Linked DNA regions of Homo sapiens: region 2 is linked to region 1. A link is a loop called in an ENCODE intact Hi-C map of the cell type or tissue named here. Cell type or tissue: endothelial cell of umbilical vein. All regions are shown on one strand. Links, peaks and the distances in the headings refer to the core of each region. The heading gives the core; the rest is flanking DNA.

Region 1 (10,563 bases), core at 2,410-7,409:
AAAAACTTGAATTTTATTCCTGAGCTTATTCCAAATACAGTTTCCAGATTTAGCAAATAAAAAATACAGGAGGACCAGTTAAATTTAAATATTGCATGGGACATAATTATAATAAAACGTATGATTTATCTGAAAGTCAAATGTAAGTGGGCATCATTTAATCCTACAGGATTTCCTATCATCAGTGTTGGAAAATAAATAAAAGTCCATCTTCAGAAATGCCTCATTGCCATGATCCTATGGTTTGAATGTATGTGCCTCCCCACCAAAAATTCATATATTGGAACCTAAGACCCAAAGAGGTGGGGTCTTTAGAAGGTGATTCAGTCATGAGGTCTCCTCCCTCAAGAATGGATTTGTTCCCTTATAAAAGGGCTCCAGGGCTGGGCACAGTGGTTCATGCCTGTAATCTCAGCCAAGGGGCTGGGAGGCTGAGGCAGGAGGATTGCTTGAGCCCAGGAGTTTGAGACCAGCCTTGGCAACATAGTGAGACCCCATATCCACACAAAAAAATTTATTTTTAATTATCCTGGTGTGGAGGTACATGGCTGTAGTACCAGCTCCTCAGGGGGGTAGAGGTGGTGGGGATCACTTCAGCCTGGGAAGTCAAGGCTGCAGTGAGCTGTGACTGCACCACTGCACTCCAGCCTGGGTGACAGCGTGAGACTCTGTCTCCAGAAAACAAAATGGGGGGGCAGCTCCAGCGAGCTAGTTAAGTGCCCTTCCTCCCCCTCTGCCATGTGAGGACACAGAAACGAGGTACCATCGTAGAAGTACCTGGCCCTCACCAGACACTGAACCTGCCAGTGCCTTGATCTTGAACTCCCCAGCCTCCAGGACTATGAAAAATAGCTATGATTTTTAATTATCCAGTCTCAGGGACTGTGTTACAGCAGCAGGAATGGACTAAGACACATAGATTAGGATATTGTGGGGGCTTTTGACACATAGATTAGGATATTGTGGGGGCTTTTTTAAAGTTTTAACTCAGAAGGGTAAAACTTATCTCCTTCTAGTGGTCTTAAGAAGTAGAAGGCTTTAGAGCTACTCGGGCAGAGATCAGCTACGGGTCTCTACACAAGAAGGACCCACCACCCCCCCTCCAGCACACCTCCCTACCCTGGCTGTTGACCTGTACTTGTTCACTGATCACCTCTGCCGCCTCCTCCAGGCATGAAGATGACAAACCTGTACACAGACCCTTCCCCCAAATGTTTGTTGCTAGGCATGTCTAAGATTACAGGCCTCTGGTGAGAGATTGGGGTGGGGTCACCACTCAGCTGGGAGGGGAGGGAAAGGTTTCCTGGCAGAAGCAGCATCTGAAGTGGGGCATCCAAGAGAGAGGAAGGGCCCTGCACAGCTGTGCAATGAGCAGGCCGTGTGGTCAGGGGAAGTGCACAGCTCTCCATGCTGGGGCCAGGAGACAGGGCACAGGGCTGGCTGGCCACAGCAATGGGTTGGGAAGGCGAGGGCCAGTGGATTGGCAACCCTCCTCAGGAAGCTTCTCAAGTCTCTCCCCAAGTCCTCCATCCTGCTGTTACCTGGTTACTGGGACATCAAATGTGGTTTGCACACCTGGAATTCCGATTGGGTTTTACAAGCCGTGAAATGTGAGCTCTCAGCGCAGCACGACCTCTCCCGCCCGGGGCCCCTCGGTCCTCTAGAGCCGCCCTGGAGCCCAGGGCTCACCACAGCTTGGCTCAGAGCCCAACTGTGCCTTCTAACGCAGTGTGGATATCCTGTTTGGGATTTCAAATCCATAAATGCACATTTCCCAAAAACCCCTTCCCAGGGATGCTGGATGGCCAGACTCCCACGTACAAGACCTGCAGGGAAAGCAGCCTGGGAGAGCCACAGGCAGCCCGGGGCGCGCGGATGGCAGGGTCTCTGCAATGGGCTCCCCAGAGGCTATTTTAGTCCACAAAATGAATTCATTTTTGTTGAAAAACATCATTCACTCATTCCTTCACTGACCAGCATTGATAAAGCGCCTACTATAGGAAGGTTCTGAGAGGGACAAGGACGCACAGCAAACGAACAGGCTGCCTCATTCCAAACCCAGGCCGCTTGCTTCTGTAGAAAGCATCCGTTACTCTTCTAATCCACTCTTAGTTCCTCAACGAACAGGCTCCTCTTCAGCTCAGAAGGCATAGGGCACGGCATGAGACAGGCCCTGGGCTTGGTCCTGGCACCGCCAGGGCGGGGGCCCACCACAGCCAGCTGTGTCTCCTCACCTCCCTAAGCCTCAGTGTCCACAGTGAAAGCCGAGACTGAGCTAGACTCCACTGGCTGCTCAGGGTCTGAAGGTCAAAGCCGGAGTCAGCCCTCGCTGTTGCTGCTGTTCTGACATTCACCGACCCTCAGGTTGAAGTCTCAGAAGGGCCATGAGTCCGTTCTTCCCTGGCGCACGTAAGACAGGTAGGGGCTGACTCTGCCTTCTGTTCCTCTCCAGGGTGACTGTGCTTTCACATGGCTGTGATGGAACCAGGAGACATGATATGCAGAAGACTGGTCCCTGGAGAGCAGAGACTGAAAACACTGGAAGAAGGAGGGTGATGATCACTGCATGCCTCCTGCCTCCACAGGCAGAGGTGAAAGAAGAGGAACCTGAAACTGACCATTAGAATATGGGGCCCAGGAGACCCCGGTCAAAAGCACAGCATTCAGAGATCCAACAGTGGGAATACATTGGAACTCAGGTTTCCAACTGATAATCTAATCTTCAGGGGACCCACCTTGTGTATAAAGTTCTCTTTCCTGTAGGAAACAAAGAATAGCTTAAATACCTGAGGCCTTGATTCCGTTAGGCCTGTAACATCTCCTGACTTCCACCAACAGAAGCTGGAGTACCTGGGGGTCACAGAAAGCTTCTTTCCTAATTTTTTTAAATGTACATGAAAGTGAGTCACATAGGAAAAGCCTGCTGGGATTGTCCAGGCCATGCACTGTGTGGAAGAGGCAACTGCATGATAGAAATCCTGCATTTCTGCAATGCCAAGAGACATGGGGTCCACATTTTACCACCTCTGATGCCAGGGTGCGTCACACCAGCGATGGCGGTGTCAACTGTGATTGGCATAGTCAGTGATGTCATTTATCAACACTGGTATCCCGGATGCAGTGAAGCGTGGGCCAGACATGATGCTCCGTGTCTGAGCTGCATTGCGTCGTTTATCCCTCACAACATCCCACAAACGACATCGCATTGGCAGCCCCACTTTGCAAATGAGGAAACAGAAGCTCAGTCAGCTATAAAACGCTCCCAAGGCCCCCCAGCTAGGGCATATTAGCACCATAATCTTAGCCCCGCTGGCTCTGAAGCCTCAAGCTCTAACTAGGATGCCACAGCACCACCCTCATTCAGGGTCCTGGGTGTGGCGGGGAGCGGGAAGAGAGGTGGAGGAGCCATGACAGCCAGTGCTCACTGAGCATCTCTCAAAAGACAGGCATCGTAAGGTGCCTGCCTGCTGGCCCATCCAGCTGTCCTAACAACCCTACCAGGCAAGCACTGTGTTATGCTTCCCATATTGAAATGAAATTAAGAAAACAATCCCATTTACAATAGCACTAAAAGGAATAAAATACTTAGAAATAAATTTAACAAAAAAGAGCAAGACATGCACCCCCAAAACTATAAAACATTACTGAAAGAAATCAAAGAAGACCTAAATAAATTGGAAGATATCTTGGGATAATGAATTATTAGACTTAATATTGTTAAGATGGAAATATTCCCCCTAATACTCAATGGATTCAACACAATTACTATAAAAACCCCAGCTGCCTTTTTTTGAAGAAATTGACAAGCTGATCCTAAAATTCATATGGAAATGTAAGAAACCCAGAATAGCCAAAATGATCTTGAAAAACAACAAACTTGCAGTACTCATACTTCATGATTTCAAAACTTATTACAAAACAACAGTAATCAAGACAGTATTGTATTGCCATAAGGTTAGAAATACATCAATAGAATTGAGAGTCCAAAATAAAACCTTATATTAATGGTCAATTGATTTTCCTTTTTTTTTTTTTTTTTTTTTGAAATGGAGTGTCCCTCTGTCCCCCAGGCTGGAGTGCAGTAGTGCACTCTTGGCTCACTACAACCTCCACCTCCTGGGTTCAAGCAATTCTCCTGCCTCAGCCTCCCGAGTAGCTGGGATTATAGGCACCCATCACCACCCCCAGCTAATTTGTATTTTTAGTAGAGATGGGGTTTCACCATGTTAGCCAGGCTGATCTCAAACTCCTGACCTCAGGTGATCCACCTGGCTTGGCCTCCCAAAGTGCTGGAATTACAGGTGTGAGCCACCACACCCAGCCATGGTCAACTGATTTTTGACAAGGGCACCAAGACAACTCAATAGAGGAAAGAATAGACTATTCAACAAAAATAATTGCTGGGAAAACTGGATATCTACATACAAAAGAATGAAGTTAGGCCCCCTACCTTACACCATATGTACACATTAATTCAGAGTGGATCAAAGACATAAAATGTAACAACTAAGAGACTATAAGACTTGGAAGAAAGCATGGGAGTAAACCTTCATGATCTTGGATCGAGCAATGGATTCTTAGATCTGACATCAAAAGCACAAGTAAAAATGAAAAATAGATAAGTTGGACTTCTTCAAAATTAAATGCCTTTGTGCTTCAAAGAACATCATGAAGAAAGTTAAAAGAAAACCTACAGAATGGGAGAAAATATTTGCAAATCAAATATCTGATAAGAGAATCATATCCAAAATATATAAAGACCTCTTCTAAGTAACAATAAAAAGACAACTCAATTTTAAAACGTGCAAAGGATCTAAACATACATTTCTCAAAGGACATATGTAAACAGCCAAAGAGCACATGAAAAGATGTGTGGTAGTATCACTCACTAGGGAAATGCAAATCAAAACCACAGTGAGATACCAATTCATCCCCACTAGGGGGAGTAAAATCAAAAAGACAGACAATAACAAGTGTTAGCAAGAATGTAGGGCAATCAAAACCCTTGTGCATTGACAGTGGGAATGTAAAATAGTTCAGCCACTGAGAAAACCAGTTCAGCAGTTCCTCAAAAATTAAATATTGAGTTAATATATGACCCAGCAATTCCATTCCCAGGTATATACTGAAGAAAACTGAAAACATGTATCTATATAAAACTTTGTACCCAAATGTTCATAGCAGCCTTATTTGCAATAGCCAAAAAATAGAAACAACCCAAATGTCCATGGACTGATAAATGGATAAACAAAATGTGGTGCATCCACAGAGTAGAATACTATTTGGCCATGAAAAGGAAGGAAATTCTGACACATGCTACAACATAGGCAAACCTTAAAAACATCATGCTAAGTGAAAGAAGCCACTCACAAAAGGCCACATATTATATGGTTCCATTTACATAAGTATAAATGGGATAGATAAATCCATAAACACTGAAAGCAAATTAATTGTAGCCGGGCCCTGGCAGGGACAGAACTGGGGTGTGAGTGCGAATAGATATGAAGTTTTTTGTTGGGGGTGATGGAAATGTTCTGGAATTAGACAGTGGTGATCAGCGCACAACTTTGTGGATACGCTAAAAACTGTTACACTTTAAAGTAGCATACTTTAAAATGGTGAACTTTATGGTGTGTGATTGTATCTCCACAAAGGCATGTAATTCGCTGCCACCAATGGCATGGCCTTGCTCAAGAACTCTGGAGGAGGTCCAGGCATGGTGGCTGACACCTGTAATCCCAGCGCTTTGGGAGGCCAAGGCAGGAAGATCACTTAAGGCCAGGAGTTTGAGACGAGCCTGAACAACATAGTAAGACCCTGTCTCCACCAAAAACAAAAAAATTAAAAATTAGCCAGATGTGGTGGTGAGCAACTACAGTCCTAGCTTTCCGGGAAGCTGAAGCAGGAGGATCGTTTGAGCCCAGAAGTTCAAGGCTGCAGTGAGCTATGATCGTGCCACTGCATTCCAGCCTGGGTGGCAGAGTAACACCCTGACTCAAAAAAAAAAAAAAAAAACAAAACACCTCTGCGGGTGGGAGGTGCTGTACTGGGTGTCTCGTACTGTGGCTCGGTCTTGTCCAAGACTCCTCAAAATATTTGTGTATCTCCCATACCCCAGGGCAGTACTCACGTAGTGGACATTGATCCTTTTGAGGAATGGCTAGCAAAACCAAGACTGCCTTGATCCCCACAGCTGTCGCTTGTCCACTGACTCAAGTCCCATCACAGTCCTCCCTCCCCCACCAGCCCACCCCTGACAGTGTAACTGGAGCAGTATTTCTAAAATACAGATTGGGCTGCATTACTTCCTTTCTTGAAACCCTCCAGCTGTTCCCCATAACCAGTCCTAGTTAAATGGCCTCATATTAGAATCCACTGGGAGGGTTTCTAAAACTATTGAGGCTCAAGCTCAACTCCCAGAAATTCCGATTTTACGGCTGTGGTCAGCAGGTAAGAGGCTCCCGGGGATGGCCACATCCTAGTTCACAGAAGCTGTGAATATGCTGCTCTAACTGGGGTTGCCGATGGAATTAGTGTGGCTATTCAGTTGCCCTTAAGAGAGGGAGATCATCCTGGATGATCTGGTTGGCCCAGTGTCATCACAGGGTCCTAAAAAGTGTAGGAGGGCAGCAGAGTGGAGCTCAGAGTGATGTGGTGTGGGGAGGACCCCCAGCCAGGACTTTGTTGCTGGCTGTGAAGATGGAGGAGGGGGCTACAAGGCAAAAATGTGGGCAGACTCTAGAAGCTGGAGAAGGCAAAGAAATGGAGTCTCCCTGGCATTTCCAGGAAACACACAGCTCTGCCCACATCTTGATTTTGGCCCAGTGAGGCTCATGTGGGGCTTCTGACCTATAGAACTGTAAGATAACAAATCTGTCTTGTTTTAAGCCACAAAGCTTGTGTCATCTGTTAGTAACAATAGGAAACTAACACACAGTTGATCCAGACAATGCCCAGGCATCGGGAGCTTTTTAACACACCTCAGGCACTGTGCAGCCAGAATTAAGAACCACTGACCAATGGTAATATTCCTCAGCTTTCAGCATTCACAAACACAGACTTCTCATTTTAAATAGACATTTTTAATGATCACCCATTTTAATAAATAAAACGTTTTTTCATTATTGTCAACTACCTCACTTTCATTTCTGAGAGGGATGAAGGGATGACCTTTTTGCACCCTTCACCAAAGCATCTGTGTCTGGTTCAGTGATGGCTAAGTCCAGCTAAAGCACAGGTCTCACTTCCAGGCAGTTTCTTTGCTTATTCTTTTTTATTCCTTTTTTAAACTAAATCAGAAAATTTTAGCCTACAGTTACAGGTTTTCAGAAATGACACCCATCTGTGAGACGTTCTGAACATTTGGATCAAACGTGATGCTAAACCTTTGGAGCTGTCCCTGAGGATGACTTACAGCGTCATCAGACACCACACTGGCCCCCCTCGCAGCCTGGAGACTGGGACAGAGCGGATTGGGGGAATGGCAGCAGATGGATTCCTTGTTCACTCTTTGAAGCATTTCACTCTAGAAAATATTTTCTTCATGTTCTGTAGCTGCATTTGGACATGATTTTTAAAATATGCCAATAACATCAATTTCTCCAACAAAAGGCAGTGGGTTAGAAAGAGCCCTTGTAAGAAATCCTGGTACTAGCCAGGCATGGTGGCTCACACCTGTAATCCCAGCACTTTGGGAGGCTAAGGCAGGTGGATCACTTGAGGCCAGGAGTTTGAGACCAGCCTGGCCAACATGATAAAACCTCATCTCTACTAAAAATACAAAAATTGGCCAGGCATGGTGGCTCACGTCTGTAATCCCAGCTACTCAGGAGACTGAGTATCACTTGAATCCGGGAGGCAGAGGCTGCAGTGAGCTGAGATTGCGCCACTGCACTCCAACCTGGGTGACAGAGACAGACCCTGTCTCAAAAAAAAAAAAAAAATCCCATTACCTGACATCACCACCAATTGTGGTCTCTCGCCTTGAAGCAGAAGGTTCACACCACTCCACGTACTGGATCCATCAATGAGGCACGCCCCAGGAACAAGCCACATGGCTCTAACTGCTTATTTGATTGTTTGACTGAAACTTGAACTCAGAAATGACCTACACTTAACAAGGTTGAGATGCTAGAGCTTTCCCAGCATGGAGGAGGGATTCCAGAGGCGTAGGGAGATGGGACCATTGGACTGGGTTTAACATGTGTGACCCGCACACCTCTCTCTCAACTACACACTGCAAGAAGGCTCCAAAGCACTCTCACTTTCACTTGGGCACTGAGAAATGCCTGGGAGCACCTGCATCCCTGAGAAGCTTTGCAACTGCTCTCTTTGGCAGGCAGGTGCGATGGCAGGGACACTGCCACTGAGCTGGGCTCTCTGATTTCAATGGGGATGATAGGGTTCCAAAGGAGCAGAGGCCAAATGCCAGGACTTGACCAGCAAAGACCAGGCGGCTGCGTCTGCCAAGGGAGGGAGCAGACACACGCTGGGGATCAAAACACCCTGGTCCGCAGGGCTCTTTGCCAGTGGCTAATTGAACATGGTATCCCTAGGAATACAAGAGGACTGACTGACGGAATAAAGCAGAAAACCTTAGGTCTGGGAGCCAAAAATCTGACTTGAGTCACAGCTGTGGATAGCAACAGCCTCTCTCCCAGTTCCCAGACCTAGCTCAATTCACAGGCCAAGATTCTTGAAAGTAAGGCTGGGTCCCCTGAGGAAGAAGCCTGCAACACTGCTTCAAGCACATGACACGCCTCCTCCTCCAGCCTGCAGATCATTCCCCAGTGCTCTGCCGGGATCCAGGAGCACACCTTCCTTGCCAGCTGGCACAGGGCTGATGAGCCTGTCAGTGGGCGGCTCTGGAGGGACACTGGTAAGAGGAAGGGGTTTCTCTTCCTAGTTCCACTGTGCTTTCCTTCCTTCCGACTCCCTTGGCACTCGCGGGTATGTGGGACGCCAGTGGAGTTTACCTCCAGCAGGTTTCAGCAGCACCCAACACGGAGCATCCTGGCTGAGTTCTGCGGCTGTCCCAGGCCTCCCAAAAAGTTCAGCTGCCCCACAGGCAGCCGCCCAGCATTCCCCGGGAGCCCAGCCTGCTCCAGCTTCCCAGCAAGTCCAAAAGCATGCCCTGCAAGCAGCTGTCCCGCAAATTTCTTTGGCATCCCAGCAAGTAATTTCCTGCCCACAGCTTCACCCTACCAAACATGAAGCCCTGGCCCAGGGCAACCCAGTGAACTTCTCCACCCTGGACTAGGCTGCTTTCGATTATTCGCTCCGCCCATGAGAGTGGCTGTGGGACACAGGTCTGGAGGTCCTCAGCATTTCTGTGCACTGTCATCTCACAGAGCAGCTACTGAACATGTGTGAATGCCCGGTTAGAAGGGGCACCTCCCCTAGGTTTGCTGCAGTCTCCCCCACTCCCAACTATTCAGACCTAGTATTCCTGCACTATGACTCCTACGTGGCCCCAGCAAGTCTTACCATCAATGACACCGCCCACCAGCTTCTGCACTTCAGGGCACCTGGCTCCTGGCAGTCCCAGGGAAAAGCTTCCCCACACGGAACTGGAATGTGTGAGACACATCCCTGGATACAAGGGACCAAGCTCAGGATGCCCCAAGACGTGCTGGGACTGTCCTACCAACCACTCTCTCCTCAGGGTGGCCTGGGCCCAGAAACAATCCTGACATCCATCCAGGCCACAGCACTGAGCTGCACACAGAGCCCTTCAGTCATTCCCAGGTCTTACGCAACAAACTTCAGCCAAATGGACTGAGAGCTCTTCCCTGTATCCTATTGCCTCCACACCCCATCCCTACCTCCAATGATGGCAGATCCCAGTTCTGTTCTCAGCCACTCCACATAATAAACAAAAACCCCCAAGTTAAAGGTAGCCTAATGAGGCAGGCAGTTCCCTTAGAAGTTTGAGGTGGAAGCCAGACAAATCCACCCAGAGTCATATGAGGCCAGCAACATCCATGAAAAAATGTAAACCGTCCCTGTGAGCCACAAAAAGACCCTGGCTAAGGTCCCCTTAGCCGAAGCTAGGTCATGTCCACGCCCCATCCATCCAATCAGGGAGAAGGGAATGGGGGCTCAGGCTACGTGGGTTTCCCTCAAGGGACTGGAAAGAGCATAGTGGGGTGGCTCAGGAGTCCCCGGCAGCTGGTAGAGGAGGACAGTGATATGACTCTGGCAAGGGCTCTGGGCAGGCTGGAATATGCCATGTAGCTCCTGCAAGCTTCCCACAGACCCAGCACCATGCATGAGCAGCACCCAATGTGGACATGTGAACAGAAGTTCAACTTCTGGCTAAGGCTATCCCCACAAAGGCTGCTCTCAAGGCCATCCCCACAAAGGCTCTGCTCTCAGATCTCCTCTCTGGCATGCGCTGTTAAGTCAAACAAGGACAGTGCACATTCCCTGCACACCTAAGGTCCTCCTCCAGCCAGAACTTTCTAGTGCAGAGTGAGGTGGGGCCCTTGGCTGAAGGTTTCCTCACACTGGCTGCACTCATAAGGACTGGGTCTCTGGTGAACATTTATTCCAGTGCTGAAT
Region 2 (10,563 bases), core at 3,002-8,001, 150 kb after region 1:
ACCGGGAGGCAGACATTCCCAGAGACAAAGGCCTGGGGAGGCTGACTTGGCCCCACCCTGAACTCCATTTCTACCAAGAGCCCAAGATGTGGGTCAGGCTTTGGGAAGGGCTGGGGAGCAGATACCAGGTCAGAGAAGTGCAGAGCTGCAGATGGGCTCACCAGCCCTGGATCCACAAGGAAGTGGGGTGGGGGGTCACTATGGAGCAAATGCATGTCCACTGGGCAGAGACAGGGGAACTAGGCCCAAGAGGCCCAGCAGAAACAGAGTTCCATCACAAGCAGGAAGTGTTTGCTGTGACTGTCGCATCTGCTTCCCCAGCTTGGGGTACAAAAGAAGGTCCCCCACCTTTCTGAAATCCAGCTCAGATATTCTCACCCCCCGACCCCCGTCACTGAATCTTTATGTCTGCCTTGTGCAAGCTGGACGGCCCTCTGGGTCCCACAAAGGGTATGGGGGTGCAATACATAGCGAGCAGACCATAATACTTGGAGCTCTCCCCCATGGGCAGTCCGAGGGAAAGATTCACTACCCTCCCTCTCACAGGCCCTCAGGCCCTTCCAGGAGGGTCCCATGACTTTGAAGGGGCAGGGGCCTGGGTCCCATCATCCACCAAAGGCCTCTGAGCCACCCATGCCAATTTCCCAACAATCTTAAGCTCTGCTGGTAAGTAGCCACTCTTGGGTGAGGGGTGTAAGATTCTGCCTCCCCAGGCAGCCCAAGACACCCTTCCTTTGCCCCAGTCAATGCAAAGATGACACCAGGAGGGTGGAGCTGGGGAATCCTGCACGCCACAGGCCCCAACCACATCTGAGAAGAGAGACCACCATGAGTAAGAAGTTTTCAGGTGTCTCAAGGGAGCCCCTACTTATACTCCTGGCAGATACTCTCCACTCTGATTAAGTTACACAGAGCACGTTTTATTATTTTTGTAATTTAGTTTTATATTTTTGCCATGTCATTTATTTTTTCTTCCCCTTCCCTGCAGCTTTACAAAGGTATAATTGGCAAATAAAAATTGTATATATTTACAGTGTACAAAATGATGTTTTGATTTATGTATATATTGGGAAATGATTAAAATAAGCAAATTCATATATCCATTTCCTCTCATCTTTTTTTGCAGTGAGACCGTGTAAGATCTCTCTCAGGAATTTTCAAGTATATAATTAATACATTATTACTAACTACAGTTACCATGCTATACATTAATCTCCAGGATTTACTCAGCCTGTCCAACTGAAATGTTGTACCCTTTAACCAACATACCCGCATTTCATACACACAAACACTCCCCAGTCCCTGACAACCACCATTCTACTCTCTGCTTCTATGAGTTCAACTTTGGATTCCACATATGAGTTGAGATCATGCAATATTTGTCTTTTTGTTTCTGGCTTCTTTCTTTCTTTCTTTCTTTCTTTTTTTTTTTTTTTTGACATGGAGTCTCGCTCTGTCGCCCAGGCTGGAGTACAGTGGTGTGATCTCAGTTCACTGCAACTTCTGCCTCCTGGGTTTAAGTGATTCTCCTGCCTCAGCCTCCCAAGTAGCTTGGATTACAGGTGCCCGCCACCACGCCTGGCTAATCTTTGTATTTTTAGTAGAGACGGGGTTTCACCATGTTGGCCAGGCTGGTCTTGAACTCCTGACCTCAAGTGATCTGCCTGCCTCAGCCTCCCAAAGTGCTGGGATTACAGGCGTGAGCCACTGCACCTGGCCAGCTTATTTCATTTAACATAATGTCCTCTATGTTCATCCATCCAAGAAAAGGACAGAATTTCCCTCTTTAAGGCTGACTCGTATTCCATGGTGTGTAAATCCCACATTTTCTGTATTCCATTTATTTGCTAATGGACACTTAGGTTCATACCATGTCTTGGCCATTGTGTATAATGCTGGGATGACCATGGGAGTACAATTACCTCTTTGACATACTGATTTCATATCCTTCAGGCATCTACCCAGAAGTAGGACTGCTGGATCATAAGGTAGTTCTATTTTTTGGCCAGGCACAGTGGCTCATGCCTATAATCCCAGCACTTTGGGAGGCCAAGGCAGGCGGATCACTTGAGATCAGGAGTTCGAGACCAGCCTGGCCAATGGAGTGAAACCCCGTCTCTACTAAAAATACAAAAATTAGCCAGCCGTGGTGGCATGCGCCTGTAGTCCCAGCTACTCGGGAGGCTGAGGCACGAGAATCACTCGAACTCAGGAGGTGGAGGTTGCAGTGATCTGAGATCATGCCACTGCATTCTAGCCTGGGCAACAGAGTGAGACTCAGTCTCAAAAGTAAATAAATACATAAATAAAATAAGGTAGTTCTATTGGTAGTTCTTTGAGGAACTTTTATATTGTTTTCAATAATGGCTGCGCTAATTCCCATCCCCACCAACAGTGTATGGGGTTCCCTTTCTCCATATCCTCACTGACATTGTTATCCTTTGTCTCTTTGATCATAACTTTCTCCCACATGTGAGATGATAATGACTTGTGGTTTTAATTTGCCTTTTCCTGATGATTGGTAATATTGAGCATTTTTTCATATGCCTGTTGGCCATTTATCTGTGTGCCTTCTTTTGAGAAATGCCTATTTGAGTCCTTCACCCATTTTTGAATTGGGTTATTTGTTCTCCTCGCCATGGACTTGTTTGAGTTCTTTATATATTTTGGATATTAACCCTTTATCAGATGTATAATTTGCAAATATTTTCTCCCATTCTGCTCATTGTCTCTTCACTCTGCTGATTGTATCCTTTGCTGTACAGAAGCGTTTTAGTTTGATATTATCCCATTTGCCTATTTCTGCTTCCACAGCCTGTACTTTTGGGGTCCTATTCAAAGAGTCATTGCCCAGACCACTGTCAAGAAGGTTTTTCCCAATGTTTTCTTCTATGGTTTTATAGTTTGGGGTCTGAAATTTAAGTCTTTAATCCATTTTGAGCTGATTTTTGTATATGGTGCAAGATGAGGGTCTGGTTTCATTCTTTTGCATATGGATCTAGTTCTCCCAACACCGTTTATTGAAGAAATCATCATTTCCCCAATGTGTGTTCTTGGCATTTTTTTTTTTTGAGGCAGAGTGTCACTTGCCCTGCGTCCAAGACTGGAGTGCAATGACACAACCATAGTTCACTGTAACCCCAAGTTCCTGGGCTCAAGCAATCCTCCTACCTCAGCCTCTGAAGTAGCTGGGATTACAGGCGTGTGCCACCATGCTCAGCTAATTTTTTGTCTGTTTGTTTTTGAGATGAAGTCTCGCTCTGTTGCACAGGCTGGAGTGCAGTAGTGCGATCTCGGCTCACTGCAACCTCCACTTCCTGGGTTCAAGCGATTCTCCTGCCTCAGCGTCCCCGAGTAGCTGGGACTACAGGCATGTGCCACCACGCTCGGCTAATTTTTTTGTGTTTTTCGTAGAGATGGGGTTTCGCCACATTGGTCAAGCTGGTCTCAAACTCCTGACCTCAAATGATCCACCTGCCTCAGCCTCCCAAAATGCTGGGATTACAAGCGTGAGCCACTGCGCCCGGCCATCAGCTAATTTTTATTTTTTTTTGTAGAGATAGGATGTTGCTATATTGTCTAAGCTGCTCTTGAACTCCTGGGGTCAAGCTATCCTCCCACCTCAGCCTCCTAAAATACCAAAATTACAGGTGTGAGCCACTACCTCTGGCCTCTTGGCACTTTTGTTGAAGGTAAATTGACTGAGCCCTCCAACCTGAAATATCCCACCTGCCACTCCCTGAAAGCCTGCAGTTGACTCCCACTGACCCCAGGAGTCCTCCTCCAAGCTCCGGCGGTGCTGTCCAGCTCCCCCTGGCCCATGCTTAAACAAGGGCATGACTTTCCCCAGCTAGTGCACAAGGTCCAGGAAGGCTGGGACAGGGTCCATATGTCTCCTCAGGGCACCCCATGAATACTGGCTGCATGAACGTGTGGGTGCCTGAAGGAGGAAGGAGGAAGTCTTTAAAAAGGAGTGGCGCAGCCGGGCGCCAGAAACAAAACCTGGCCAGGCGCAGTGGCTTACGCCTGTAATCCCAGCACTCTTGGGGGACGAGGCGGGCAGATCACGCGGTCAGGAGATCGAGACCATCCTGGCTAACACGGTGAAACCGCATCTCTACTAAAAATACAAAAAATTAGACGGGTGTGGTGGCGGGCGCTTGTAGTCCCAGCTACGCAGGAGGCTGAGGCAGGAGAAGGGCATGAACCCGGGAGGCGGAGCTTGCAGTGAGCTGAGATCATGCCACTGCACTCCAGCCTGGGTGACAGAGCGAGACTCCGTCTCAAAAAAAAAAAGGCGTGGCCCTCTCAGCTATGGCTGCCTTGGCCCTGTGGTGGGTGCTGTGCCACTCAGGGCTGAGGCCCACACTGCCCCAGCTGCCAGAAGCAGTGATCCCTGTGGGCTCACAGCCAGGTTCCCTTCTGGGGAGACTTAGCCAAAGGGGCCTACTGTGCCTCCTGCTCCCTATGGGCACCCGCATTCAAGGGCTGATGGAGTTGGGGGTGCAAACCCAGTTTCCCAGAGATCTCTACCCAAGAGAGTTGCTCTCAGAAGTGGTCAGAGGAAATGGACCCTAAATTGAGATTTCGGAGCTGAATCACCACTGACCGGCTCAACTGAAGCCCCCAGGGTGGGCGTGAGAGACCACTGTCTCAAAAACAAACAAACAAACAAACAAACAAACTAGAATCCCCAGATTCTCCTGAATCATCTGGACCTACAGAGGAGGCCCACTGCTCCTGTTAAAGGCTAGCACCCCCTTTCTTGAAGTGTTTTATATAGAGAGAATGTGTGTGTTATAGTTGGGGGGCGGGGGGAGAGAGAGAGAGAGATGTCTGCCTTGCAAGACAATGCATGCGTTTTTCAGGATCTATGCCAATATCCCCCTCCTGACACCAGACCAATCATGAGGGTCAAACAACAACATAACCTAGCTAGGACATGCTGGCCTGCTAAGGGAGGGAGGGACTCTATTCCGAAGGAACTGCAGGATCTGCCTAGCATGGACCAGCAAGATCCAGGAGAGCACATCCAGGACTGCATCCCAAGAGTGCTGGACCCAGCAGGGGACAGAATATAAAGACGGATAAGACAAGAGTTGATGAATGTGGGAGGACTTTCCGTGATAGAAGCTTGTGACCCTGGCTGGGTCCCAGGGAGACAGTGCTAATGGGCTGTTAGAATGGCTCTTGGACACCTGCAAAGAGCTATGGCCTTCACTAAGTGAAGGAAAACTTCCAGCCCCACCATGGAGGATGGTAGGGAAATGAGCCTACTAGAGCACATACGTGATGTTGGGCCAGCAAACCTACCAGCCCACTGTGTCCTGTGAGAGGGCTCGGAGGTCACTTCATTTACCAAAGTGACAATATTTGGCATGTAATATTGGTTTTTATAGCCAAGAGTGGCAAGGTCAGAGTGGTAGCCAGGAAGACCTGACATGCAGAGAGCTATGCGGCCGGATAATACAACAAAATGTTCCTAGGGACCAGGGGAATGAGCAGTCAGCAAGGGTGTGGCCGAGCTTTCGAAACTAAAATAAATCAAACATGGATGAGCAGGAGGCTGAGAGTGGCTGCCCCAGTCCCCCGCTACAATCCCTTGCCTGGTTTTGGACCTAGAACTCATTGAAAGGCCAGGTTCCCAACATCACTGCCGGTGCAGGGAGCCAAAATCTCCCCCACAGTCCTTCCCCAAAGAAACCTAAGGCCACTCATTCAAGTAACTATACACAGGGAGGGGGAATACAGAACCATTTCAAGGACTATTGCACACAGAATCCTGGGGACATGGAGCATCATCTTGACTCCTGTTAAAGGGAGGGCATACGGGGTCAGGTGATAGAGCCCTAGCCCCACTTTGGATTTTGGTAGGTCCACAGGGTCCATGGAGCCACCTGGTGGTCATTTCCCGAGCCCTCAAATGCAATGATTGAAGTGGACACACTTGGCATATGGGGTAACCCCATGTTGGCCAGATACTTGGGATTGTGGAATAAGAGCTATAGACCTGGGAAGCTGAGTGGGAATCCCTGACACTGCCCCTCCCCCAGCCAAGACAGTAAATAAAAACCAATATTGCATGCTGAAGAGAGTTACAGCAATTATAAGGGACGAATAGATTCCACTGTTAAAACCTGAAGGATGCAGGTATACTTTCTCCCCATTATAGAGTCATTTAATTAGCCAAACCCCTGCAAAAACCACATGGATCCTGGGGATTGACAGTGGAATACTGCAAACCCAAACAAATAGGAGCCCCAATTGTGGTATCTTTGCTATAGCAGGTCAACACAATCTCAAGTCCATGGTAGGAAGCCAATACATTCATTTCCATCCCTACTTAAGAGGAGAACCAGAAGCCGCTTACATTCATTTAGGATGGATAAGAGTACACATTGGCTGGGCACGGTGGCTCACACCAATAATCCCAGCACTTTGGATCTGAGGTGGGCAGATCATCAGATCACCTGAGGTCATGAGTTTGAGACCAGCCTGGCCAACATGGTGAAACCCCATCTCTACTAAAAATACACAAAATTAGCCGGGTGCGGTGGGCGCTTGTAATCCCAGCTATTCAGGAGGCCGAGGCAGGAGAATCGCTTGAACCTGGGAGGTGGAGGTTGCAGTGAGCCGAGATTGCACCACTGCACTCCAGCCTGGGCAACAGATTGAGACTCCGTCTTAAGAAAACAAAAAAGAAGAAGAAGAAGAAGAATACACACTGATTGTCTCACCCCAGGGCCATATTAACTCTTTTCCCTCTTTCCTAATATAGTCTGGATGGACCAGACACTCTGCACAATGCTGCACTGGTTCAGTATACTGATATCCTATTAATTAAACTGGATGACCAGATTGACGAGGAGAAACCTCAGAGGCCTTATTAAGGTGCGTGTGCTGCAGAGGGTGGGAGAGAAACCCTGTGAAGTTCCAGGCGTCTGCTGCATCGGTGAAGTTTTTAGGGGCCCAGTGGTTGGAGCTTAACAGGCATCTCCACAGTGAAGGAAGGACTACATTGTGTACTTCCCACCACTAAGAAGGACCACGAGGACTGGTCGCCTCTGTGGGTTCTGGAGGCAGCACGTGCCACACTTGGGAATACTGCGTGGTCACATTTACCAGGTGGTGTGAAAGGCTGCCAGCATGGGGAAGAACGCTGCAGTGGGCACAGGCTATGGTGCTAGCAATCCAGCAAATTAGGCCAAATGATCTGGAAGATGCTATGGTTCTAGAGATACCTATGGTGGAAAAGATGCCTTGTTGCTTTAAATCTCTGAGTGTGTGATAACTTCATGGCAAACCCCCAGTGGGAGAATCACAACCTGGACCCTGGGGGTTCTGGAGTAAGGCCACGCTATCTGCAGCAAAGGAAGACAGATGCTGGTATGCCTCTGCACCCTAGCAGAGCGGAAGACACCAAGCGGTGATCACACCACTAGAGCTGCCTGCCTTGAGCCGGGCTCTGCCAGGGCCTCCAGGGCATAGGTCAGGCATGCTCGACAGAAATCTATGATAAGATGAAAGGGCACATCCAGCACTGGGCTTATGCAGGGCCAGAGCCACAGATAAACTGCACAAGACCCTCCTATCATCTGCCTCTGTTGCACCACTGGAGGTCCCTCACCTTCATCACTGCTGTGTTGGGTGGCGGTGTCACTTATGACCACCTAGTGGAGGAAGAAATAGGCCGAGCTTGGTTCATGCATGGGTTGGCTCAGTGTGGGATGCAAAAAATGCCTAAAAATAGATAGCTGCTGCACTGCAGCCTCACTCCGGGGCCTCCCTGAAAGGCAGTGCTGACAGACTGCCTCTCCCAATCTCCCCATGGACAGAAACTTGGTGTATTAGTTCATTGTTGCTGCTGTAACCAATTTCCAAAAACTTGGGAGTTTAAAACAACACAAATGGAATCTCTTACAATTCTGGAGGTCAGAGCTGAAACTGGGTGTTACTGGGCTGAAGTCAAGGTGTGGTCAGGGCTGTAATCCTTCTGGAGGCTCTAGGGGAGAATCCATTTCTTCTCCTTTTTCAGCTTCTAGAAGCTACCTGCATTCTCTGGCTCATGCACCCTTTCCAGAAACGACATCATTTTAACGTCTGTTTCTATGGCCACGCCTTCTTCTCGGACTTTGGCCCTCCTGGCTCCCTCTTCCACTTTTTTTTTTTTTTTTTTTTTTGAGATGGAATTTCGCTCTGTTGCCCAGGCTGGAGTGCGATTGTGCGATCTTGGCTCACTGCAACCTCCACCTCCTGGGTTCAAGTGATTCTCTTGCCTCAGCCTCCCGAGCAGCTGGGATTACAGGTGCCCGCCACCAGGCCCAGCTAATTTTTTTTGTATTTTTAGTAGAGAGAGGGTTTCACCATGTTGGTCAGGCTGGTCTCGAACTCCTGACCTCAGGTGATCCACCCGCCTCAGCCTCTGAAAGTGCTAGGGTTACAGGCGTGAGCCACCACACCCGGCCTCCCTCTTTCACTTATAAGGACATTTATGATTACATTGGGCCACCCAGATAATCCAGGATAATGTTCCCATCTCAAGATCCTCAATGTAATGACATCTGCAAAGTCCCTTTTACCCTGTACCAAAACAGATGTACAGGTTCCAGACATGGGCGTGTGTGGGGGCCCACCGTTCTGCCCACCATGCTTAGGCAGTACACGTAGCTCTCCATTTTGTGTAGAAAGAGAAGTGGCTTGGCATAAGAATATGTTCAGACCCATGGACAGCGGCAAAAGACGGCTGTTGCTGCTCTGGGCCTGGAAAATTCAAAGGTTGGGGACCAGGAGTTTAGTGGAAGGGTCATGCATGCAGCTAGGACCATGGGAGTGGACAGGCATGTGAAGGTCTCTGTATCCCTGCTAACAGCCACCAGAGAGCACCACCATGGAAAAGGCACCCAGCAGCCATGTAGGAAGATGCTTTGGCCGTTCGGAGTCAGCCTGCCTCTGTCATAGGCCATTCAGTGAGTAGCAGTGGTGGCAGGGTTGCAGGATGGTGTGGGCCTGACAGTATGGCCTCCAACTCGCCAAGGCTGAGTTAGTTCCAGCAACTGCTAAACATCCAGCTTAACAGCAAGACACCAAAGCTGAGCTCCCAGCAGAGTGCCACCGGGAGGAACTCAACTGGCCACTAGGTGGAAGGTTGATTACATTGGACTTAAACTCAATTATATTGCCCTAAAGGTGAGGCAGTGATTCATTTTGACTGACCCAAAGTGTGGATTTGGATATCCCAAGTGTGGATTTGTCTTTCCTGCCCTTACGAACACTATCTGGAGGTTTATAAAATGTTTGATCGATGGATATAGAATACCACATAACATTGCTTTGGACCAAAAAGACTCACTTTACAGCAAAGGATCTATGGTGTTGGGTACATGACCGTGGGCTCCACTGGGCCCATTCCTTACCATGCCGTTCAGATGCTGCCAATCTGGGTGAGTGATGGAGTGGTCCTCTTGTTAGCTCTGCTGAGGAGAAAATACCCTTTGAGGATGGGATTCCATCCTTTAAGACACAAAATATACCCTAAATCAGTGACCATCATAAATTGCTGTCTCCAGCTGATGAAAGGCATGGGTCTGGGAACCCAGGAGCAGAAGCAGGAACAGCCCCCAACCATGACCTCCAGGGATCCAGTTGGTGAATTTGAACTTCTCGTCCCCTCCATGTTGTGCTTTGCAGGTCTAGAGGCCTGTTCTCTAGAGGGGGAACACTGCCACCAGGGGATCCAGTGGACAATAAGCGATGGCTGTCACTGGTCACTCAGGCTCTGTGCCAAAAGACGAGCAAGCAAGGAAAGGAGTCGGTGTCCCAGCAGGGGTGACTGGCTCTGATCCTCAAGAGCAGGAAGGGCTGCTGGAACCGGGGTGGAGGAGAATCACCCTGGCACACAGCTGGCTTCTGGGGCATCACTTGGCACGCTCCTGCCCAGTTTTGGTGGGAAATGGACAAGCACAGCAGTTGCAGCCTGAAGAGCGTGTAGTGGCTGGGATGAGGGTTTGTGTCCTCCTGCCAGGTGGGTGCCCAAGCGCAGCAGAGGTGCTAGCAGAGGAAGTGGGGAATCCAGACTGAGCAGTAGATGACAAAAATCAGCTATGGTCATCCCACTAGCCTTCCTCCTACCTAACCCAGCAAAGAGACAAACCAGAGTCAGTCCTGGGAGGGGACGCTTCAGATGGGGTCCTGGAAATTTTCCAGGAAGAAAGGACGGGGGAGTTCACTGGAGAGCCATGGCCGAGCTTCCTTCCCACCTGCTAAGACTTCACCACTTCTCTAAAACACAAACCCGGCTCAACTGGTCGCCTATACAAACCTAACAAAGGCTTCGTCGGCTGCAAAAATATTGTTGCTGAAAATGGGTCAGTCTTTTGATGCCAGTGAAAGACGCTGGTCCCTGCTGATAGCACACACACACACACACACACACACACACACACACACCCCCCACACTGGGCCATGCAGCTGTTGGTACAGAGCTGCCAGGGCTAGAAACGGCTTTTCTGGGTGTCATAGGCCTTGGCCTCCCCTCCAATGCCCTGGAGGGGCAATTCCCAGTAG

Evidence for each region. Hi-C counts contacts between places; a loop is a spot of excess contacts. Peaks named below come from ENCODE experiments on the same cell type or tissue, not always from the same donor. Only the 100,000 strongest peaks of a DNase experiment are listed, where the experiment ranks them.
Region 2: it touches region 1 in a loop (18-fold over the local background); 1 of 110 quality-filtered maps calls a loop at or near these places.

Annotation. Positions count from the first base shown.
Region 1 is chr2:238,457,373-238,467,935 of GRCh38, reverse strand. LOC107986003 (a long non-coding RNA gene) reads left to right here and starts at 7,073. Exons shown (of 2, transcript XR_001739969.2): 1 at 7,073-10,563. In endothelial cell of umbilical vein, for the core only: a CTCF peak has its summit at 4,925 (motif pointing right); a DNase peak (open chromatin) is centred at 4,955.
Region 2 is chr2:238,303,706-238,314,268 of GRCh38, reverse strand. No RefSeq gene overlaps it. Among named protein-coding and RNA genes, the nearest start is that of TRAF3IP1, 12 kb to the left of the region's middle. In endothelial cell of umbilical vein, for the core only: no CTCF peak of the experiment used is centred there; no DNase peak of the experiment used is centred there.